Linked DNA regions of Mus musculus: region 1 is linked to region 2. The links are chromatin loops, found by intact Hi-C in ENCODE. Cell type or tissue: left cerebral cortex. All regions are shown on one strand. Each heading gives the region's core, and the rest is flanking DNA. Links, peaks and the distances in the headings are about the cores only. Region 1 overlaps Tyro3 (TYRO3 protein tyrosine kinase 3). Region 2 holds the start of Itpka (inositol 1,4,5-trisphosphate 3-kinase A).

Region 1 (8,322 bases), core at 45-8,044, 71 kb before region 2:
ATTAAATGTTTCCTGCTTTTCCATTTGTATTACATTGTTAAATAATCATGTAAACTCTTTTTTAAAACTCACTGCACATTTCGGGATTATTAATGGAGCTTAGTCCTTGGTGTAGTCCTTCCCAGCAGCAGCACCTACAATGAGTGGTAAGCACATTAGAAACATAGGCTAGGGCCAGAGAGATGGCTCAGTGGTTAAGAGCACTGACTGCTCTTTCAGAGGTCCTGAGTTCAATTCCCAGCAACCACATGCTTGGTGGCTTACAACCATCTGTAATGGGATCCAATGCCCTCTTTTGGTGTGTCTGAAGACAGCTAAAAGGTGCACCCATATGAATAAAATAAGGCGTGGTGGCACACGCTTTTAATCCCAGCACTTGGGAGGCAGAGGCAGGCAGATTTCTGAGTTCAAGGCCAGCCTGGTCTACAAAGTGAGTTCCAGGACATCCAGGGCTATACAAAGAAACCCTGTCTCGAAAAACCAAAGGGGGAAAAAAAAAGAAGAAGGAGGAGGAGGAGGAGGAGGAGAAAAGAAAGAAAGAAGAGACAGAGAGGGAGGGAGGGAGGGAGAAGAAAAAAGAGTCAGGGTGTAAAATAGGGTGGAGTAGAGCACACCATTAATCCCAACATTTGGGGGGCAGAGGCAGTTGAAGGCTAATCTGTTTTACAGAGTTAGTTCCAAGACAGCCAGAGCTACACAGAGAAGCCCTGTTTCAGGAAGAAGAAAAAAAGAGAGAGAGAGAAGAGAAGAGAAAGATTTTTAAAAGCAGTACTGGGTGTGGTTGCACAGGATTTTAATCCCAGCATTAGGAAGACAGAGGCAGGTCAGTCTCTGTGTTTGAGGCCAGCTGGTGCATATACTGAGTTCCAGATCAACTAGAACAACACAGTGAAACAAAAACAAAACAAAGAAATTAAGAAAAAATGTAGCAGCTGGCGTGGTGGCGCATGCCTTTAATCCCAGCACTCAGGAGGCAGAGGTAGGAAGATTTCTGAGTTTGAGGACAGCCTGTTCTACAAAGTGAGTTCCAGGACAGCCAGGGCTACACAGAGAAACCCTGTCTCAAACCCCCCCCCCAAAAAAAAACAAAAACAAAACCACCACCACCACCCCAAAAAATGTAGCAACACATGTTTTGTTTTGAGTCAGGGTTCCTCTCTGTAGCTCTGGATGTCCTGGAACTCACAAGGCTAGTCTTAAACATAACAGACTTTAAAAAGGAAAGAAAAGAGAAAGAAAAAAAATCACCAGCTACCTATTTAAAAAGATGCTCCCAGGAACGCTGGGAAGAGGTGATCACTCAGCTAACCTCCCAGTTCAGATCTGGATTCCCAGAGAATCCTCTGCCTCTCTCCTGCCCTGGAGCAAGGAGGTTAAATTCTTACTTCTGGGAACATTGTATTGGAAGAGCCTAGGCAGTTATCTAGCACATGCCAGGTTCCCGCACAAAGGGTTACTTGAGAAGCAGAGACTTCTAACCAACGACTGCCAATGTTATCTCTCAGTTAATCACATGCACACACACACACACACACACACACACACAAATAAATCATTTAAACAGTTAAAGCTAAATACAGCAAGAAATATTTGAAAAGCTACTCGCGTGGCATTTAATTCAAGTCTCATTAGCTATGTGGAAACCTGACCTGTAGAACCAGCAACAGGTTTTTCAGGACACTTGCTCCGGGAAGGGGCCTACCTCATTCCATTGCCCTCAGCCAGCAGGGCTGTGGCTCTGCCTCTCCCAGTTTCCGTCCCGGCAGAGACATGATCTGCTTGCCTCCTGTTGCGGAAAGCCAGGAGCTCACGTGGAAATGAGGTTGCAGGTGGAAATACTGGGAAACAACTCTGTTTCTAAGAGGCTCACCTTTCTTTGACTACTGATTCCCAGGTTCCCGCAGGGGTGGAGAGATGAGGACCCAGGGAAATGTTTGGTAGTGGGTGTAGAGTGCCTCTGTTCCAACTTAAATGTCAAAATGTTTGCACTTCCCAGAGTCCAGTGGGAGTTATTACTGTGGGGTGGTGGGATTACAGACATTCTACACTTTCCTAGTTGTCTACAAAGATTATATATTATCTTGAACATGGTAAGAATTACTGGGGTCTATCTAATCTGCTTATGAGAAGCACACTGGGTTGAACTTTAAGATACAGTAAGAAAAAGGTTTCCTTAATCATATCACGTAAAGATAACTGTCTACACTCCGGCATGTCTTTTCTAGACTTTTCTCTGTGCAAGAATGCTTCATTGTTTTGTGATCCAAAAGGGGAAAAAAGTAAACATTTAAAAGACAAAGCCTTGGGTTGGGAATGGTAGCACGTGCCTTTAATCCCAGCACTCAGAACAAGGCAGGTCCATCTTTGTGAGTTCCAGACCAGCTGGGGATACCTAGTTAAGACCCTGTCTCAAAACAACAAAAACTCCAAACAACCAATATCAGTAAAAAACAAAACAAAGCTTTGATTCTTTATGTTTCAATTTTATTTGTTTTGAAACAGCAACTTAATAGCTTAGAAATGTTCCTAACAGCAAGAGCCTGCCCAAGAGCCTGCCTCAACCCCAGCCCTGGTTCCACCCCAGCCCTGGTTCCTGGAACTTTTCTTACCCACATCAGCCATCAGTAGTCTCTCTGGAGACTTGGGACAAACGAGGATGTCCATTTAGAGAGGAGGGTAGACCTAAGGGTCATCATGTGGGAGGGCTGGGCTCAGACAAAACTGCCTCTGTTAGTTTTGGGGTATCTGGGGGCTTGGTAGCATGCTCAGACAGACTGTAGAAGCTTGGAGGGGTCCTGAAATGCCTGACTCCTGGACCAGCCCCTTAGCACCTCTCCACCTGCCAGACTCAGACCCTGCCTTTTGAAGTCGGATCTCTGTAACCTTTTGTCCTTCAGCATGCCTCAGAGCCCCACAGCCAGTTCCAGGCCTTTGCAGGGTGGGGAATCAGGAAGATGATGAGGATTCAGACCTGAGAATATCCCACCATTTCCTGCCATAGGGCTTAGGGACCCAAGTGTGCCAATCCCTTCCTAATCATCACCTAAAAGGGAACAATACATGGACATCTCTTTGTGACTTAAGAGGGGCAAACCTGGCATTTCGGCCCAAGTGTGGTGGGCAGTGCTGAGTTCCAGGCTGCAGGCGGCTCCAAGCATGCACTAAAGTAGGAGCAGCTCAGCCAGGAGGGTAGGGGCCCACAGGGCTGTTGCTACCCTCCCTTACTGCCATCCACACCCATGGTACCCATGGAAACATAGCCACCCTCCCCTCCTGCCAGCTGCCTGCATTCAGGCAACCAGCTCTGGCTCACCTCCTCTAAGCCAAGGCCTGAACTGATGCCAGGCTGGCCAGAGCGGCTGCAGGAAGAACTGGGATTGGGCAATTTGGTCCGTCCAGGCGCCAGCACAGCTTGGGAGGGCTACCACAGGAGCCTCCATACCTTGCTGCCTGGGCTGTGATCAGACTGGGCCTAGTCAGGCAGCACAGCGGTCAGCAGAGCCAGGGGCCCCAACTTTCCTCTGCCTGAGGGTTAACAGCTACTGTGAGGCAGTAGCCCTTGCTGCAGCAACAACAGCCTCTGGTTCTCATTGAGGGGGCTTTCTGGCTGCTGCTCCAGCTGCCCTGGTGACTCGGATAGCCCTCCGGGGCTGAAGATGTACCGAGAGTCACTGGGGATGCCACCTACTGCCCCCACGCCACTGCCGTCCCCTGCCTCGCTGCTGGATCGCTCTCCACAGTGGACCTCAGGGCTGCCACTCTCAGTAGGCTGCTCAGCTCTCTCAATGTTGATGTACAAGGGGTCCTGGCTGGTGGACAGCACAGACAGGTGGCCCAGAATGTTCTCCAGTTCCATTCGCAGACACGTGAAGCTTGGGCGCTGCTTGGGGTCGGCGCTCCAGCACTGGTACATGAGATCATACCTGAGGTAAAAGAATACGGGGACATAGTAGCCACAAAGCAGAGGACCTCCCGACCATATGACGCTGAGATGGGAAAATAACTCATTCTTTTAACAGTACTGTAGAAGGATAACTACGTGTCGGGTTAAATTATATGCATTTCGTGTATGTATATATGTGTGTGTGAATGCATACATGCTCATGACCTCATGCATGTACCTCAGCACACTTGTTCGAAGTCAAAGGTCAAGTTTTAGGGACTGGCTCTCTCCTACAACGTGGGTCTATGGGATCGAACTTAGGCCTTCTGGCTTGGCAGCAAGCACTCTTACCTGCTCTGCCATCTTGCCAGACCTACATTTAACAGTTCCTATGTAAAATATGGAAATTGAAGTGTGGAGAGATGGCTCAGCAGTTTCAATAGTGCTTTGGCTTTCACTACTTGCCTTTGCGTCCTGAGTACTGAGATTATAGGCCTGTGCCAACATCACCCAGCTTAAAAATAAATCTTTAAAAAAATACTAGTTCAAGATGGGCAGTGGTAGCGCACGCCTTTAATCTCAGCACTTGGGAGGCAGAGGCAGGTGGATTTCTGAGTTCAAGGCCAGGCTGGTCTACAGAGTGAGTTCCAGGACAGCCAGGGCTACACAGAGAAACCCTGTCTCAAAAAACCAAACCAAGGGCTGGAGAGATGGCTCGGGTTAAAGAGTACCAACTGCTCTTCTGGGGGTTCTGAGTTCAATTCCCAGAACCACATGGTGGCTCACAACCATCTGTGATGGGATCTGATGCCCTCTTCTGGTGTGTCTGAAGACAGTGACAGTGTACTCATATAAATAAAATAAATAAATCTTTAAATAAAAAATCCTTAGTGAAGTAGCAAGTAACAGAGCAGGCTTTCATGGGATGCATACCTGTAACCTTGGCACTCAGGAGGTGGAGGCAGGAGGACTGGCACCAGTTTGAGGCAGGCTTAAGATACAGTTTGAGTATGAGCGACATAGCAAAGCCCTATTTCAGAAAATAAAACACAGGCCTGGAATGCAGTCGGTTGGTAGGATGCTTGCTCAGTGTGCACAGAGTCCCAGGTATGACCTCCAGTACCTCATAAGTGCTACACCGCTGGGATTCTGACACTTGGGCGTGGTGGCAGGAGGATCTGAAGTCTAGGGTACCTCTCAGCTCTAAGCTCATGTGAGACTAGTCTAAGATAAGTGAGATCATCTCAAACAAGTTCCCCAAAGCCACAGAACTATGACTTGAAGCCACAAGGGCTAGCTAGTGCCCATCTTTCTTCTGAGCAGTCTCAGGAGGGGACTAAAATAAAAGCACTTTTGTCTTACACAAAAGACTGGAGGCAGGATTGTTTTTCTTGTTTTTTGGCCTACAGCCTAGCGTATATTAAGCAAGTACTCTACTGCCGAGTTACCATATCCCAGACCCTGGACTCGGGGTTATCTTTTGAGGGGGCAGACATGTACTTTTCCTCTTTTGTCCCAAGTCCACACGAGGCAGCACCCACTCATGTATGCTTACATTTTCAGAAAAGTTTCCAGTCCTCTTTCTCTGCCAAGAATACCCCACCTGCACTCTTTAGCCTTACAAATTCTCTTAGAGCTCTCACTGTTTCTAAGTCTGAAACACACACACACACACACACACACACACACACACACACACACACACACCCTCCCTCCCCTTGTGGGGAAGGTCTCAAACAAAGTGCAGTCAACAATGCCTGACTTTTGACCATGGCAAAAGCACCAAGGACTGTCTCACAAAAAAGCCTTCCTAATTGGGGTTCCAACGGCAGAAGAATCATGCCAGACCCCAGGCAGGCTGTGGGAATGGTCCAGAACCACGGGTATATGGCCAGACTGGGATATAATTCTCAAGGCTGTGCTAGAAGCCAACTGGCGTCCTTCCACCAGGCTGCCTGGTGGGAGGCCAGTGTCCGCCCACCCTTCATTGACAACAGCAGCTCCAGTCTGGGAGAAGACTGAGCCAGCCAGGGTCTGTCCCTACGGCTCCTCAGAGCGTGGCTTCTGCAGCTCTAGAAGAGGGCTGAAGCCAGGTGCAGCCACAAGGAGATCTGAGCTTTCAAAGTCTACAATACCCTGAGCTCTGCTTACAAAACAGGTGGGCAGGGCTGGTTGCTGCATGCACACTGCCTTCTGCAGTGTGAGTGAGGGGCTCGGTGGTGGAGCTTGCTTCTCACATACAGTCCCTAAGCTCAATTCCTAGCACCACAATAAATAAATAAGTAAACAAATAATTTAAATGTTTTTCTCTTGGTGCCCAGAGAAGACTACTGCCACATCTGCTTGCTCATGGCTGCAACACTCTGGAGACCTAACCCCCAAACCACAAAAGGAACACGTATATATTCCCTTGAACCACTCTACTCTGTCTTGACTGGAGTCAGGCAGTAATACTAGAACAGACCAAACACAGTTGATTTCAGGGTTCAGAGCATAAACACTAAAGCCGAAGGATCTAGGTTTGAGTACTAACTTATTCACATAATAGCTGTGTGACCCTGACCATGTTATTTAACCTCTTTAATCCCATTTCCTCATCCACAAAATGGAGAAAATAAGCCTTTTCCTTATAGGGTGATAGGAAGATTGCCTGGGAGAATACCTAAAGGGCCCAGCCAGGGTAAGTGACAATTATGTCACCCTGCCAAAGGGGTTTGTTTACACTATGTCAGTGTCCTGCCCTGCTTCACAGTACTTTGGGCTGGTTACAAAGAAAGGGATTGGTTTCCTTCTTCCCAGGATCTCAGGATTCTTCTTCAAGGGAAAGCTGAGGCCAAGGGAGAAGCCCAGCTCCCTCCCCAGCTTGTCCTGGCTAAGAAAAGACAGTCACAGGCTGCTTGTTCTTCCTGAGGCCCTGTGCAGCCCTGTGCGTAGAGATGGGGTGCTAGAGGCAGGCTTGTAGACTAGCTAGGCTCCCAAAAGGTGACGAGGAAACCTGGGCTGCTGCTCAACTCTGTCCTTCACCAGAGACTGGAAACAATAGACAGGAAAAGCCAGGAGCATGAGATATGGGGCAAGAGCCAGGCATAATGGTCCACAGCTGTCATCCCAGAGTTTGGAGGCCAACCTGAGCTGCCCAGGGACATCGCCTCAATATTCTCCCGTCCAGAAAACAAAAGAGAGTGGAGGGAGAATAAGAGGGGAGGGGAGAGAGCAAACAGGGAGCTTCAGGAAAAAGATGTAATATGGAGTAGAGATCAATCCTCACACTCAACTACAAGGCCCAAAAGAAGGACAAACAGAAGTCAGGTGGAGGTTCTGAGCTGCTATGGTAGCAGCCTCGAGCCAAAGCTCCTTCCCTAACCCACGACCCAGGATACTCACACTTCCTCCATGCACTCCGGAGGCTGCTTCAGGCGGTTCCCGCCGATGAGGTAGTTGTAAATCTCGGCATTTTCAATGCCAGCATATGGCGTCTGCCCACGAGTCATGATCTCCCACATGGTCACCCCGAAGGCCCACTGGTATAGAATCAGGGTTGAGGGGGAATGTTATTGGTTTCCTGAGCCAAGCAGAGCCATATCCCAGGATTCAAGGGTCTCGTCAATAGACAAAGCTCAAAGAACAGAACTTTGGTGGTCCTTTTTGGGTCCTGCACATCCACCCGCACATTAATTCACCCTATTCACATTACCAAGCCCCACTGGGCCACCCTGCTCACCACATCACTGTGTACAGTATACAAGTTGTCAGCCAAGCTCTCCAGGGCCAGCCACTTGACGGGCAATTTGGAGGCACAGCCCTGACGATAATAGTCCCCGCTATAGATTTTCCGAGAGAGTCCAAAATCAGCCACACACACTGTCATGTCCTCGGCCAGCCTGAGAGGGGTGTTGAAAGACAGACTCAGTCTTCCCCAGGCCCAGAGCCTTACTAAAAGCGAGGCTATCCCCGTGCATAGGAGGTTCTATCCAAGGTAGGAGGCGGTAGCTGTCTCCCACCCAGCAGGCCACCAGAATCCATTCCTACATGCAATTCCGAGCTGCTAGGTCTCGGTGGATGAAGTTCCGGGAGCTCAGGTACTCCATGCCACAGGCAATGTCCACCATGAACCGGACCAGGGTCTGGAGGGGCAGGTTCTGGTAGGCAGACAGGGCAAAATCAGGTTGAACCTCCCCACTCTGTGTGGGGCGTAATGAATGAAATTCTCTGGTCAGAAAGCCTAAAGACTATCGTAAGTATCTCTGAAAAGGAGATAGGGGACGGAGAACCTTCTGAGGAAGCTGCGGCAAGCCTGACAAAGAATCAAATTTCTTCCCGCTAAAGGTCTTTGCCTGCCCTAAAATTTCCAGCAGGGCTTCAAGAGGGAAAAGGAAGACAGTTTACATGTAGTTGGGCTCTGACCCCATCAGCTCCCCGAGTCCTGCCCGACAAAGCCT
Region 2 (8,322 bases), core at 61-8,060:
GGGCAGTGGTACCTCCCCGGGGCCTTAACCTCTGGGGATCAAGAGATGGCTACCGGAGGGTGTCTTTTGGTGATGGTTGAGGCAGGAGGTCAGGAGCACTGAAGGTGGGATAGAAGAAAGGCCATGCAAAGTGAGGGGAGCCTGACCCACCTTGATGCCCTCAATGCGAAAGCCGAGTGTAGTGCTGGAGCTGATGCCTTCGCGCCATTGCATGTAGCGTGGTTTGGTGACGGCGCGCTGCGCATGCTCCTCCTCAGTAGGTGCCTCAGGGTCCACTGCCAGCATCTTCTTATACATGTCCTTCCGCAGCTTGGGTCGTTCTCGGGCTTTGGTCAGCTCCTCTTCCAGGTAAGTTCTGTGAAGTGCAAGTAGGGGCCAGGGCATGTGAGCTTTTATCCCAGTCCTTGGTTCCGGACTGATTCTGCCTGACAAAGAGAGGGGACACAAACCTGACACCCATCTTGCAGTCAAGCACACAAGGCCCATCGAAGCCATCGAGCAGGTCCTGTAACTGCAAGTAGCTTTCACCATCCCGCTCGACTATGCCATGGAAGGCCGGCACACACCCACGCAGCACGTCAGCCATCAGCCGCACCAGGCAGTAGTGTTCAGGCTCCGAGCTGCGTTTCAGGATCAGGCCACTGGTGCCGGCAGCTTTGAAACTCCCTGCACAAGGGCACCAGTTAGAACTGCCCACGCCTTCCTGTGGCAGCAACCTCACCCACCTGCAATGATGCTCACCTGTGTGCCCTGCTAACTGCACCCAGGAGTAGCGCTTTCTGAAAGGACTCATGACAGGCAGATTGACCATGGTACGGATCTTCTGCCAGTGGCTTTTCTGAAAGCAACAGGTCCAGGTCTGCAAGTCAGGTCTCAGTAATGTCCCTCTAGAGCAGGATTTCAGCTTGGTTTCATCCCACTAGAAGCAGTTAAGGTCTTTCATCCAAGCAGTTGCTACCCACTCACTCAGTGGCCTACCCAAAGAAAATGTATTGCAAGCCAGTGTTGCAGGTGCTGAGACAGGCGGAGAAAAGGTCGTTCTAGCTACTCAAACAGGCTGAAAGGATCCAGAGATTTAGCACCAGGAGGCTCAGGGTTAAATCTAGCTCTACCATTAAGTGGGCTCTGGCAAGGGTTTTGAACTCAGTGACTATCAAAAATTACTTGATGCTGATTATGAGATCTATCACGGGGACATCTTGAGTAAGCCAGGGAAGGAACTAAAAATCTGCAGATCTGTGAAATGGGGAAACAATTACACTTTCAGCACTATTGTTTTTTGTTGTTGTTGTTTTTTGGGGTTTTTTTTTGTTTTTGTTTTTTTTTTTTTGTTTTTTTGTTTTTTTTTGTTTTTGAGACAGGGTTTCTCTGTATATCCCTGGCTGTCCTAGAACTCACTTTGTAGACCAGGCTGGCTTCGAACTCAGAAATCCGCCTGCCTCTGCCTCCTGAGTGCTGGGATTAAAGGTGCCACCACACCAGCAATTTTTTTTTTTTAGCACTATTGTAATGAATGAATTGAATTTGAATCTCCCCATCCAACTCCTGGAGAGAACTGGGCCAAACATACTCACTTGGGATCTGGTTCTCTCCCTTAGCAGGGCACAACAACAACAATCAAGTCTTCAGACCAGAGAGGGGAGGCCAGTCTGCCAGGGCTTGTAAAAAGAATGGCCTGAGGCTCCCTGGGATCCTCTAGCTGCTTGGATCTCACACACTAGACAACAAAGCCAAAAGCCCAAGGCATCCTTGGCTGCGATCTGGATCAAGAACCCTATGGTCTGATGAGGAAATATAACGTAGAAGGCCTATGGTCTTAGAGGAAACTGCAGGTAAGTGGGGGTCTTTGGGGTGTCATCTCTTGCCTCATTGCCATTACTCTGCCTTCCACTCAATCCTGGCATTTCCACCTTCTACCCCAAACTCAGCAGCCCTGTGTTTGCTTTGACATTCGGGGGCTGGCTCATGTATATATCTTGTTTGCAGCCTTGTCCCATTGATGCTTGTCTTCCTAGAACCCAGGAACTAGCCTCCTCACCAAAGGGAAGAAATGAGGTCACTTAAGTAGCAGAATTCAATTGAGCGGAAAGCCTTGCCTATGGAAGAGGTGGAGTTGATGACAAGGCACTGGGTAGGGAGTGAGCGGTTGCTTTAAGTCCTGGCTTCCTTTACCTCCTAGCTCAGTGATCCAAGCAAGTACCATTTCCTCAGGGAGGCGTAGCAGCTGCCCTAGCACGAGGCGCCCCACTGGCTACTGCCTTCTGCATCCCTTCTCATCTTCCCACGGTCATCATTGCTCTCACTTTCCCAACATGGCACACTAGGGCGTGATCACATGTCCAATCCCCAGGGATCTGGGGGTGTAGCCAGAAGCAGCCCACTAGAAACATGACATCTTTCAAAACTCCTTTTATAAATCTTTAAATACATACAAGGTTTGCATTTTGCTGCATAATAAATCCAGGCTTTATTATAAAACTCCCTTCCTTCCAAATCCTCAAGTAAAATTCCAGGGAGGTGATGTATGTAGCATGTGTGTTTAGCAGGAGCATCCTAGACCTCTTCTCTCACTTGAGATTCCTGATGATCTCGATGCCCACACACAGCATGACTATGATCAAGGCTTGCAGAAGCTAGCATCCTCATGCCCTGTTTCTAGACTCCCACTTATGCTCTTGATCAGCCCAACCTCCTCACCGTGATCCAATCATCTAGCAGTTTTTATATTTTGGTCCTAGGGGTCAAATGGGATACCACATGACAGCTTTCACAAGGTGGAACATTTATAGCTAGAGGGTATTATGAAGGTTTTAATCTCTGAGGTGGGCTTAGGGGCCTTCTCTTATTTCCTTTAATGGTGAAAGGCTTGAGTGGTTTGAAAAGCCTAACAAAATTTTGAGGGAGGGTGGGGCAAGAATGAACTTAACCAGGGTACATTTAGTTCTGCAGTCATCCCAGCGGGAGGACCAGCTTGGGCTGTGTAAGGAAACTTCACCACCATTCCTTTGGGGGTTTTGTAATTTCTTTCTAAGATAGAGTTGTGTGTGTGTGTGTGTGTGTGTGTGTGTGTGTGTGCGCGCGCCTGGCTGTCCTGGAATTAAATCTGTAGACCAGGCTGCCCTTGAACTCAGAGATTCAGAGATCTACTAGCCTCTGCCTCCCGAGTGCTGGGATTAAAGGCTTATGCTACCACACCAAGCTGGGGTTTTGTGATTTCAGTGAAAGGACTGAAGGCTCAACTGAGGCCTCACAGGAGCCGATTCATTGGACTTGGTAGCACATGGCTGTGTCCTAGCTACGTGGGAGGCTGAAAAAGGAAGATTATGTGAACCCAGAAATTTGAGGCCAGGCTGTGAAACATTGAGATAGGTCTTTAAATATATGATGGTTTGACCAGTTAATATATGATAACAGTATCAACTTGTCCCTGAGCTGACATGAAATAGAGCCATTCCGCACTCTCCTTGGTTTTGTGAGTCTTTTTTTTTTTTTTCCCTGAGGCAGGGTTTCTTTGTATAGCCCTGACTGTCCTGTAGACCAGGTTGGCCTGGAACTCAGAAATTTGCCTGCCTCTGCCTCTCAAGTGCTGGAATTAAAGGCATGCACCACCACTGCCCGGCTTGGTTTTGTGAGTCGCTTTCCTGCCCACTATCTCAGCAGAGCATTCCTGACAGCTCCTGAAATTTCTTATAACAACGTGTAGCGTTCCTTGCCAATAACAGATATGGCCAAACATGGATCCAGTTGATGTAAGCCCCATGGAAGCCAACTCACTGCCAGCTTCGCTCCGAAGAGTGGCTCTTTCTGCAAGGAACAAAACATACTCACAACCAAATAAATCCCAAAAGACTGCTAGATAGTCACTTTGGATTGGTGGGGGGGTGGGTGAAGATTTTGGCTCATAAACAACATCAGGGAAGATATGATCCACCCCTGCCTCAAGGAGAGACTGCTTCCACCAACCACAGGCTGCCTTGACAGTTGGTGCAAAGGTCAAGAAACCAGTGTCCACGATGCTCTGATGACAAACGAGGCCCCTCTGATAATTTCTTTTCCTTCCAGATGAGTGTCTCCATAAGTAGGGACTTGCTGTGTCCTAGCCTTAGACCTCTTCCTTGTCTAAGCTCTGTTCGGAAGCCTTGTGAACATCTGCTCCTTACATCAGCCCGGACAGCCCATTCCCTACCAGACTACATCCTTTGCTGTCTTTAGTTTCCATCGTGTTCTCGGCCTCTATAACAGAGGTTCTCAATCTGTGGGTCGCGACCCCATGTGAGGGACAAACAGTTCTTTCACAGGGGTCATCTGACCATCAGAAAACACTGATATTTACATTATGATTCATAATAGTAGCAAACTTACAGTTATGAAGTAGCAATAAAAATATTATGGTTGGTGGCCACCACACATGAGGAACTTCATTAAAGGGCTGCAGCATTAGGAAGGTTGAGAATCACTGCTCTATAGAGTCACCAATCCTGGTTGACATTTCTGCCAGCCCAACACCCTCCCCATGTTCCAATTGTCCTGTCAAACTAGCACTCCCTGTGGTGATGGTGGGGAGAGCAACCAATTTAAATTTACTAAATGATTTGCACTAAGGTATAAGTGACCCACGACTTCACCTTCCCATGGGCATTTGCTTTTTAAAAAGGAAGTCTGTTAACCTAAATTCTGCTCTATAATTAGTGAAAAATGATGTGTGGGGGTTCTGAGTCCAGGAGGGGACAGCATCCAGGTCTCCTTACCTAGCCTGAGTTATTGAGAGAATAAAACCAGATGAATAAGCATCAAAACACCCTCTCTTCTGCTAGGGTCACTCCCACAAATGTCTGAGGAGACAGCCAAGGCCTTAGAGTCACACCACTTGCCCCTGGAGTAGGCCTCCTGCTTCTCCCTTGGTTGCTCAGTTTTTCTTGTTCTTGAATTTTCCTTCTATCAGAGAAAAGGCCGCTGGAGGGAGCCCAGCCAGCTCTTCATGTCCTGCTCTGAGCAGGCTGTACAAGCGCCTAGGAAGTAAAGGAAAGGTCGTGGAGCCTGGCTAAGACAGGCAGAGCCTTCTAGGGCCTCGAGTCGGGTGTGAGATGCTGGCTGGCTAGGCGGCAGCCCTACAATGCAGGAACCGTCTTTCCCCAGGTGCATCCTTACGGTCAGTGGGACCCGCTCTGCTTCCTGACCGGGGAAGCCCTCAAAGGCCGGCTGAGCGTGTGTGCTGTGGGGCCTGCTGTGAGGCAAAGTCCGCTCCCGGCCCTTCCACGCAGACGCAGGCAGCCTCTGTCAACAGCTCCAGGCTTATCTGCAGCTCCGGAGCTGTTTGCCTTCGGGGAGGCCCCGGCGGGCGGGGGGGTTGGGAAGCCTGGGAGACAACCTGGGAGTTTGAAAGGTCCCTGAGAGGCCATCTGGACCGCTCCTGCAGCCTCCCGGAGGAGACCCAGGGTGGGAAAGGAAGATGATTTGCAGGGAACAGCTAGCTTGGGCTTCTCTTGGATGTCCTGACCCCTGCCGGAGCTACCTACACTGGACCCAGATTTAGACTGCAAGTCCTCCTCCACACAGCCTCTCCCTGAGCAATTAGGGGGTCCTGGCGGGCGGAACAGGGAAGCGGGTGTGCCTGCGCCCTAGCCCGGGTCCTCCCAGCTCTCACCGGTCGCGCCCTTCACAGGGGCCCGCCTCTCCGTGTCAGAGATTAGAGCAGGGGAGTGGCAGATCTACGGTACAGGTTCTTCAGAGGTCCTCCCACTGCTCACAAGTCACAGTATTGGGGAAGCCTCGGCCTCGGCGACATTCGCCTCAGTACCTAGTCTAGAGTCGCCCCAAGAACGACCACCGTACCGGATCGTACGGTGTCAGGACGAAAGGCACAGAGGACTCGTGACTGAGCCCCCGCACCTACACCTGATGACGGGAAGTGGGGGGACGACATCCTTGCTGTGAGTCCCCCACCCTCTTTTCTCTTTTGTATTGCAAGTCTCTGAGTCACAGTGCCACTTCGAGTCGTTACACTGCCTCCCTCGGTCCAATCCTAGTGTGCAGGGATGCCAGGTTCCAGAAGGCCCAGGCCACACCTCGGCGCTCTTCTCAAGGTGTCTAGGCAACCTGGGCGCGCGTCTTACTCTCGAAGTCGCCAGGACGCGGCCTTCAGGGCAGAGCGGGGCGTTCCCGGTTTTTTTCTCTCTCTCTTTCCACTCGAGGAACGCTTGCGTAAAATGCATCTAGAGCAACGCTGCACAGTCCACAGGCAGTTAGTTTAGTTATCTGGCCATGGTTAAAACAAGGGAGATTACTGACACAAGAGGATCGCAGGTTCAAGGCCCGAATAGGCTATAGACTGTGTTTCACTGTAACTTGGCAATTTAGTGTCAAGAAAAGAGGGCTAGGATGTAGCTCAGTGGTGGTTGTGCTTGCCTACTGTGTTTGAGGCCCTGAGTTCAACCTCCAGTCAAGGAGGGCCATACCACGAATAATGACTTCACCTCACACTGGCTGGTGATAGCTGCCGGTTAAATTGGCCCGGGAACATTCACATTGCCATACAGAGACTAGCAAGCTCTTGTCAGCCTCAGTTTACCTTTCCCAGGACACTTAGGAGCAGTAGGCCAGGGCGAGGAGGGGGGACGCAGCAGGTGGATCTTGGTTCCGCTCGGTTCTAGCCCTGCGCCCCTCCCTTCCCGCATCCACGCCTCGTGCGCGCGCGGGGAGCAGACGGCAGCGGCTCCGGAGCAGAGCCAGGAGCTCCGCTCCACTCCCACTCAAGAGAGGGAAACCGTGGCAACGGCGGGGGTGGGGCCGCGGCACCGAGAGGGGGAGGAGAGGGAAAAGCTCACGCGCCCCTTTTTCTCTCAGGGCTCCCGGGGCAAGGCTACCCCGCTCTGATCTCTCCAGCCCTACCTGACAGTTACCCAGGTACGCCAGCCGACCCGCCGGCTCCCGCTCCGTGGGTCGCGTACTCCTCAACCTCCTTTAGACGCCCAGGCACTCAGTTACCATCGCCTGCCTAGCCCCCGAAAAAGAACCAAGGCGAGAGGTCGTCCTGGGCTCCCTCTCCGCCCCCATGCCCCCTGTCCCCCGCTTGGGCTCTCGGCGGGGAACGCAAGCCGGTCAGAGCAGAGCAGAGAGCGGAGTCCCCGGCGCGCAGCCCCCGCTGGCCCCGCCCCCGCGGCCCGTACCTGCCCCACGTCCTCGCTGGTTTCCAGCTGCACGTTGCCGCGGCTCCTGCTCTCACTGTCGCTCAGCAGATCGTCCTCCGAGTCCTCGAGCAGCGACGAGGAGCCGGTGGAGGAGAGGGACGAGGTGGAGAGGCGGCGTGGCTGCTGCAGGTGCGACCCCGCAGCTGGGAGCCAGTTCCCCTCCTGGTCTGGCGGCCCTGGGCTGGCCGGGGTCACATCCTCCTCGCTTGTCACAGTGAGCTGAGGGATCACCGGGGCAGGGGCAGCACGCGGGAGCCCGTTGGGCACTTGTCCCCCACGCCGCTTGGCCCCGCGGGCCCGGGGCTCCCCTGCGGCTGCTGCAGCGGCGACTGCGGCGCAGCGCGCTTCGAAGAGCAGGCGCAGCTCCCCGACGCTCCGGCGCGGAGCCCTCTCCAGCCCGGGGCTGCAGGGCCCCGCGCCCCGTGGCCGCGCCATGCCCGTCGGGCGCCCGGGCAGGGTCATCTCCCGGCACCGGAGCCGCAGCCGAGCCCACCAGCCCGCGGCGCGGCGGGGACTGTAGACGCTCAGCGCCCCGGGCTTGGGACTGCCCCGGGGCGGAGCCTCGGCAACGCCCGCCCGGCCGCGCCCCGCCCCGGCCGCGCCCCCCGCCCACTCCTTTCACTTTCTGAGAAAGCGCGGGCCTCCGGGGGCCCTCGCTGCTGCAGGAGGCTTGCAGTGTCCCGAGTGTAACGTGGAAGTCCCAGGTCCGGCCCCCGCCTTATCTCTAGACCTGCCCTCAAGGTGGCAGAAGGGACCTGCCCCGCACCTGAGCCCAGTGCCCTCCCGCGGCTTTTGAGGGATTCCTTCAATGGGAACCAGAGGTCTTAATCTGCACAGGAAGAAGCTGTGCCCATTCTTTCACTCGCTTCCTCGGGCTCCTTTCCGTGTTCCAACCTTCCTGGTCAAAGTCTTTTGAGTCTCTGGGGCTTTTCTCTGGCCTGGGCCCCTTAATTCGGAGTTCAAGGCCGTCAGCCACCCAAGGAAGCCACACCTCAAGGAGTGTGCCCAACTAGAGTCTGTGGCCAGGGTCGAGCTGAGACTGCTCCCCACCCCCACCCCTCGAAGCTCTCCACTTCCCAGCGGGCAGAGAACAAGGTCAAGAGGCGGAGTCTGACTCTCTCCAAGTATCACAGCC

What was found. Hi-C counts contacts between places; a loop is a spot of excess contacts. Peaks named below come from ENCODE experiments on the same cell type or tissue, not always from the same donor. Only the 100,000 strongest peaks of a DNase experiment are listed, where the experiment ranks them.
Region 1: a loop joins it to region 2, with 2.4 times the contacts of the local background. A loop is called at or near these places in 2 of 42 quality-filtered maps.

Annotation. Positions count from the first base shown.
Region 1 is chr2:119,812,245-119,820,566 of GRCm38, reverse strand. Tyro3 (TYRO3 protein tyrosine kinase 3) reads right to left here. Exons shown (of 19, transcript NM_019392.2): 16 at 7,913-8,022; 17 at 7,605-7,764; 18 at 7,268-7,404; 19 at 2,463-3,923. The coding sequence ends at 3,533. Among named protein-coding and RNA genes, the nearest start is that of Tyro3, 17 kb to the right of the region's middle. In left cerebral cortex, for the core only: a CTCF peak has its summit at 4,725 (motif pointing left); DNase peaks (open chromatin) are centred at 5,844, 7,318, 7,717, 7,837 and 2 more places; H3K27ac peaks cover 3,953 bases.
Region 2 is chr2:119,741,706-119,750,027 of GRCm38, reverse strand. It overlaps Itpka (inositol 1,4,5-trisphosphate 3-kinase A), which reads right to left and starts at 7,691. Exons shown (of 7, transcript NM_146125.2): 1 at 7,167-7,691; 2 at 742-838; 3 at 450-666; 4 at 151-355. The coding sequence starts at 7,649. In left cerebral cortex, for the core only: CTCF peaks have their summits at 674 and 4,546; DNase peaks (open chromatin) are centred at 5,874, 6,728, 7,153, 7,912 and 7 more places; H3K4me3 peaks cover 3,318 bases; H3K27ac peaks cover 5,754 bases.